Regions from separate parts of the Homo sapiens genome. Here region 1 is linked to region 2. Evidence: chromatin contacts called from ENCODE Hi-C or POLR2A ChIA-PET data. All regions are on one chromosome and are shown on one strand. Each heading gives the region's core, a stretch centred on a gene start or an enhancer-like site at or near the end of the contact. The rest is flanking DNA. Distances are from core to core; before and after follow the strand shown. Region 1 has its middle 26 kb from the start of PDE8A. Region 2 overlaps LINC00933 (long intergenic non-protein coding RNA 933).

Evidence for each region. A loop is a pair of places that touch in the nucleus more often than their neighbours do. ChIA-PET counts read pairs that join two places held with the same protein, here RNA polymerase II (POLR2A). Pooled maps may share reads with other maps.
Region 1: a map of aorta shows a loop between it and region 2 (4-fold over the local background). The contact joins two enhancer-like sites. A Hi-C loop is called at or near these places in 2 of 168 maps with a recorded cell type or tissue (aorta and right cardiac atrium) and 12 of 50 pooled maps. POLR2A ChIA-PET finds 5 or more read pairs at or near these places in 2 of 52 experiments (A673 and PC-9).

The regions. Positions count from the first base shown.
Region 1 is chr15:84,953,674-84,957,196 of GRCh38, reverse strand. It overlaps a transcript of SLC28A1 not described here. Among named protein-coding and RNA genes, the nearest start is that of PDE8A, 26 kb to the left of the region's middle. Within about 2 kb of position 1,681, at least 3 of the 41 ENCODE cell types and tissues checked have a DNase peak (open chromatin) inside an H3K27ac peak, as active enhancers do.
Region 2 is chr15:84,578,238-84,581,622 of GRCh38, reverse strand. LINC00933 (long intergenic non-protein coding RNA 933) reads right to left here. Exons shown (of 4, transcript NR_038274.1): 4 at 1,442-3,385. Among named protein-coding and RNA genes, the nearest start is that of LINC00933, 9.3 kb to the right of the region's middle. Within about 2 kb of position 1,967, at least 6 of the 41 ENCODE cell types and tissues checked have a DNase peak (open chromatin) inside an H3K27ac peak, as active enhancers do.

The DNA of each region.
Region 1 (3,523 bases), core at 432-2,931, 380 kb before region 2:
TCTTAAATAGATTCTGGTGATGGGCTGTACAACTAAATATACTAAAAACCATTGAATTTTACACTATAGGGTAATTTTATAGTATATCATTATATGTCAATAAAGTTGTTTAAAAATTAAAAATAATTTTCTTAACAAATTTGGGAAGAAATAATGACAGTTAAAAAGAAATCTAAGCAACAAAAACAAAAAAACAAGGTATATGGATTTGAAAATGCATAAATTTTTCACATTTTAACATTTCTGATATGGAGATGCATCCTACAAACAATGGAGTGTCACAGTTTAGTTGGGAGTGTTCTTTCTTAGTGGTACATAAAAAATGGCACATCTTACTGTCTTAAATTAGAAGAATTATGGTGATATGTTCAGAAGGAACAAGATGTGCAAGAGGCCAGGTGCAGTAGCTCACGTCTGTAATCCCAGCACTTTGGGAGGCCATGGCAGGAAAATTGCTTGAGCTCAGAAGTTTGAAATCAGCCTTAGCAACACAGGAAGACCTTATCTCTATTAAAAAAAAAAAAAAAAAAGTAAAAATTAGTCAGGTGTGGTGGTGTGCGCCTGTAGTCCCAGCTACTCAGGAGGCTGAGGTGGGAGGATCTCTTGAGCCTGGGAGGTTGAGGCTGCAGTGAGCCATGATTGTGCCACTGCACTCCAGCCTGGGTGACAAAGTGAGACCCTGTCGAAAGAAAAAGGAAAGAGAAACAAAGAAAGAAAGAAAGAAAGAAGGAAAGAAAGAAAGAAAGAAAGAAAGGAAGGAAGGAAGAGAAAGAAGGAAGGAAGGAAGGAAGGGAGAGAGAAAAATGCGCAAGATAGGAAATGTAATGATAATATGCTCCATGGCTCACCAATGCACAAGTCTTATAGCCATAATCAGACAGAAACACATTAATGGAATACAGCTTTTTCTGAAAGTTGTATATTACCATGTTGGGAGGAGAAAGGGAGGACAAATGGAATATGGGGTGGTATGAAAGAGTTAATGCTTCATCTTCTGTAATGGGGAGTAAAAAGGCACTATCTAAAATCACTAATTTGAGAAAATAGCAGTATGGATGCATTACTTAGAAATATGGATGTAAGTAACAGAAATGACTGAAAGAGTTTGAAGGGGAGAAGTCAGGGATGGGGAGGGAATTACCGAAATGTTTTCCTGTTATTGTTGCTGATATAACTATGGTACCATTTGACTTTAAAAATCAAGTATCTGTTGTACTTTGATTTGAATGGAAGGGAAAAAGGAAATGTGGAGAGGGAAGGAGGAAGTTGGGGGTTCGCTGTGGATCCTATCCCTTGATCAGGAAGGCTGGGGTCAATGCCCCTACCTCAGGTCCAATGGGAGGGAAAATTGAGCCGCACCTAGGGGGCTGCATTACACAGAGAGTGACTCCTCCTGTCCACAACCCTGATAGGAGTGCAGTGGGATGGTAGAGCCTGCCAGGAGAATATGTTTTCAGATTCTATCCTCCTTCAGAGGCACCGACCTCCCCCACAAAAGGGAGAGGCTCCCAGCAGCAGCCAAAACGAAGCCCTCCTGGGGCTCTGTGCTCTGCAGCCTCGCAGCCAGGGATCCCAGCTGGGGTGGGGTCAGCCACAGTCCCGCTGAACCAAAGAAACCCAGTCTTCCACTGCTCCGTGAGGAACTGCTGTGGAGGCAGCCACCAATGCATCCACCCCACCTGGTGGAAGAAGGGAGACTGCAGCGCGAGTGTTCCAAGAGCTTCTGTATTGGGAAAAATCATGACTTTGCTACTTTACTGATGCAAAGCGTTCCTCAGTTTCATCTTCTTGTATTCCAGATGCTTCACGGTCAGACATCTTTGATTGCTGTTCTGAGGCTCTTCCAGTTATCTGTTGCTATGGAATAAACATCCCAAACCCGTTGCATAAAACCACTACCATCCATTATGCTCTCGGATTCACTGTCTCAGGAATTTAGATGGGCACCAAAGGGGATGGCTTGTCTCAGTTCCATGATGTCTGAGGCCTCAGTGGGGAAGATTCGAATGGCTGTGGGCTGGAACCACCCAGAGGCTTTTTCGCTCGTGTCTGGCACTTGGGCTATGATGACTTGCAGGCTGGGCTCAGCTGGGACAGTTGACCTGGTGCCTACATGTTACTCCTCCAGATGACTTGGGTTCCTCACAGCGTGGCAGCCACAGAGCAGGGAGAACTCTTTCTTTGTGGTGGGTCAGAGTGCTAAGAGTGAGTGTCCCAGCGAACAAGACCAAAACTGCCTGGGCTTTCATGACCCAGCCTCAGAAGTCACATGGCATCATTCCTACCATGCCGTCTTTCTCAAAGCAGTCACAAGCCTGCCCAGATTAACAGGGAGAGGACATAGATCTGACTGCTTCATGGGAGGAGTGTTAGAAAATTTGCAGCCATGTCATAAAAATACCACAATGACTCAGTATTATTAATTAAAATAAAAATAATGTAAAGTATTTTACACATATCATATACCTGTTTACTAGGCAGATCAATGAGGAAGCCAACGTGCTACAATGGTTAAGTATCTGGCATTAAAACCAAACAGAACTGGGTTCAAAACCTGGCTCAGCCGCTGAACTGTGTGCCCTTGAGCAAACCACTTCACTTCTCCACGTCTCAGTTGCCTTGTTGGTAAAATGGGGATAATAATATCTACCTCACATAGTTTGTTTGTTTTTAAGGATTACACGGACAGCATATGCAAATAACTTGTCTCACAATAAGCATTCAGAAAACGTTAGTCCCTTTTTCCCTAAATTATTTCAAGCGCTACATTTCCATTATTTCTATTATCTCAGATTTTTGAAGATATGCTATCATTTGAAATCTTTATAGATAAATGGAAAGAATGGTTGCTTTCATCAGGAAACAACACCCCCGATCTCGTGGGAAACTGCTCCTCCTTCCCTTTCTGTTCAAATAGGAGCTGCCAGCTTCTACCTCCCTGGTCACAGTGATTGCTTCAGGGGTGGGCAGAAGAGCCAGGCCACACTGATCACCCTATCCCATTTTCTAGGCCTCAACAATGGGTCTGGAGGAGGGCACACGTCCCTGACAGATCAATCACATTCTTGGAGGTTTGCTTTCTTTGCCACAACTAGCTATCAGGAAAACAAGCTAATATATGAACCCATGATTTTCTGATGGCCATGGTCCAGTCTTATGGAGAAATCCAATTCAGTAGAAGGAGGTCACAGTGCAGGAAGACACAAACACAACAAAAGCAGGAACTCAGCGGTAGGCAGAGCCCTAGAGTCATGAAGTCCCCAGGCCCAGCTGCCTGCAGCTACACCCTCATCCCTCCTGGTGCCCATACATTCCTCTTCTCCTAAGCTATTTGATTTGTTGTCTGTCATTTGCAACCAAAAGAATCCTAAGTAATATACCCCTCTGATTTATACATTTTTTACAAATGAGGTAAATCATTCATAAACTCCAGTACTTTCACTATTATATTTTTCTACTTTTCTTATTTATTTTTGAAACTGCATCTTGCTCTGTCACCCAGGCTGGAGTGCAGTGGTGTGAT
Region 2 (3,385 bases), core at 718-3,217:
TTCCTAATGGATGGGTCTTCTTGGTCCATCTCTTGCTCCCAACAGAGCTCCCTCCCTGGGATGGGAATGTGCCATTCCAGGAGAGGCCTTTTGACCCAGCCTCCAGCCAAAGCCAGTCTCCCTGCCATGCAGGCCCTAGAGTTACACTGGAGGGTGACAGGCCTCACCTGGAAATTTCTTGCTGAAAATTGTCAGTTTCCCACACAAGTACGGCCTGGCAGTTTAATTCAAATTAAATTCAGAAGGAGACTGCTGCTTCAATCTCAACTGCTTGAAAATTAGGCCATATAGAGTTTTTGTTTGCTGGAAACTGTGGAGTCAGACATTGTGCAGATTGACCCAGTAGCTATAGCAAGTACACACATAGGGCGTCAACCAATGACAAGGGTGCACACACACACATGCACACAGCAGGAAATCGAGAAATAAACTATTTTAATGTCAGGTGTCATGGAAGTTTTGTGTCATTTCCCCAAAAACACACATTTTATTTTATGATTTAGTCTTGTTTTTATTTAGAATTACTTAAGGAAAAGGAGAGCTAAGTGCAGTGGCTCATACCTGTAATCCCAGCACTTTGGGAGGCTGAGGCAGGAGGATCACTTGAGCCCGGGAGTTTGAGACCAGCCTGGGCAACATGGTGAAACCCCATCTCTATAAAAAATACAAAAATTAGCCAGATGTTGTAGCGTCTGCCTGTGTCCCAGCTACCCAGGAGACTGAGGTGGGAGGATCGCCTGAGCCCAGGAGGCACAGATTGCAGTGAACTGAGATCACGTCACTGCACTGCAGCCTGGGCGACAGAATGAGATCCCATCACAAAAAGAAAGAAAGAGAGAAAGGAAGAGAGAAAAAGAAAAAGAGAAAAGAAAATAAAGGGGAGGGGAGGGGAAGGGAGGGGAAGTGAGGGGAGGGGAGGAGACAAGACGAGAGGAATAGGATCCTGATAGCTGGTATGGGGAAACTTAAGTGGATACATCTGAGAACTTTGAGCCTCCAGTTTCCACGGAATGCTCTGGGCTAAAAGAAGTAGCCCTCTTTCCTTGCTAAGAGAAGGGCAGCTGCCCCTTGCCTGGAGACTAGGCAAAGAGCCTCCAACAAGGCCTTACAGCAGGATGAGGTGTGTCATTATTGCTGCCCCACATTGACACCAGACTATGGCCTCATCATGGCCCAAAGTCACAAGCACAATCTGCTATGGGAGAATGATTTTTTTGCCAAAAATGTTGCAGGGGCTGCCTGGTGATAAAAATAAAAAATCCGTACTTAAAAGCAACACACCAATAGAGGCAAGCAAAACATGTTTTGCAAAAAACAACTATCAATGGTGATGGCACATGGATCTCCCCTTTCAGAACCCTGAGATTCTCAGTGCCGTTACCCTAATGGCTTTCTGCAGAGGAGGTAACTATCAGAATCACATGGAGAAGATCAGAGCCTGGAAGGAAACTTGAGATTTTTTTTATTACAACCTTCTTCATTTACACAGAGACAAAACTGAAATTCAGAGAGTTCTGGTTTCTCAAGGCACACCACTGGTCAATAAACACACAGAGCCAGAAGCTAGATCTAGCTCAGCGTTCTTTTAAAGCTTTAAAATTTCCTCTCTGCTAGTAAAGCTTACAGCCTGGCAAGAATATAATATATACACACAAATACAGTTATAATGGTGAAAACTTGGAAACAACTTAAATGTCCAACAATACAGGCATTAATTCTCTATAAAGTGAATATCAAATAGCCATAGAAAAGACATTAAAGACCCAGAAGTGTTGCTAATTGAGCAAAAATACATCCTTTCCGGTCAGATGCAGTGGCTCACACCTGTAATCCCAGCACTTGGGGGCTGAAGCGGGCAGATCACTTGAGTTCAGGAGTTTGAGACCAGCCTGGCCAACATACAAAACCACATAGTAAGGTACATAGATGTGCTTTGGTCAAGGAATAGGCCGAGGTGGATATCTAGGCCTGTGTGACTCACGAGTTTGGCGTGCAAGCACACAGCTCCACTTGTAATATAACCTGTTTGTGTAAGTTCATTCCTGGCTTTATGCCACTATTGTCTGTAAAAGGTATAACTGCCCTGTTGATGCCGTGCATAAGAGACATGGCTCTTCGGGGCTTGGCTCAGTTTGGCTTAACATGGCTTGACATGATGAGCACACTGGCACCCAGAGAAAGAGAGAGCCAAAGCTGTCCATCTTGCAGGCAGATGGGAGGGAGCCAGGACACAGCTGGGCTTGCTCATGCCCAGAGAGAGAAGGAGTTAAGCTGCTGACCCTGAAGGCAAGAGAGAGCTGGCTGCGCAGCTATGTGTAGGGGCAGCTGGCTCAAGCTGCTGAGACAGGCGAACAGTGGAAGAGTAAGCTGCTAATAAGAGAGCTAGTGTAAGAAAGCTGTTAATGAGAGCTGCCGCTGAATAAAACTATCTTTCACCTGCCTATGGCCCCCCGATTGTTCTTTCTGCTCACCCACCCACTCCCCTCAGACTTCACCATGGGCTGGACCTGGACCCTGGGATCTGACACACATCTCTGCTAAAAATACAAAAATTAGCCAGTGTGGTGGCCCATGTAATTCCAACTACTAGGGTGGCTGAGGCACGATGATCACTTGAACCCAGGAGGCACGGTTGCAGTGAGCCAGGATCATACCACTGCACTCCAGCCTGTGCAACAGAGCCTGACCCTGTCTCTAAATAAATAAATAAATAAATAAAGTGAAAGACCATTTGTCCAGTATAAACTCTTTCAAAATATATACTCAAGCACAGGAAAGTCTAGAAATGTCATCAATGGTAATTTCAGGAAAGAATTCTAAGGTGACTTTTTTTGGTTATCTGCATTTTTTGTTTTGTTTTGTTTTTTTGAGATAGGGTCTTACTCTGTCACCCAGGCTGGAACATAGTGATATGATCAGGGCTCACTGCAACCTTGACCTCCCAGGCTTAAGCAATTCTCCCACCTCTGTCTCCTGAGTAGCTGGGACTAGAGGCGCATGCCACCACACCTGGCTAATTTTTGTATTCTTGTATTTTTTGCAAAGATGGGGTTTTGCTGCATTGCCCAAGCTGGTCTCAAGCGATCTACCCATCTCGGCCTGCCAGAGTGCTGGGATTACAAGTGTGAGCCAAGTGTGCCAGGCCTACTTTTTTTTCTATAATGACCACGACCATGGGTTTCATGTACCAACTTTTTTTTTTAACAATAAGAGATACAAAGCATATTATGAAAAATGTTCAGGGAAAAAGAAGAATACAAAATTGTAAAAATCATATATAACTAGTTTTTTTTTTTTAAGGCAAGAAAGAAACAAAATAGATTGTCCAGGAAGATGGTTACTTCCACTTTGTATTTCTCTGGTGAACTCATTAGGAACTCTAAAA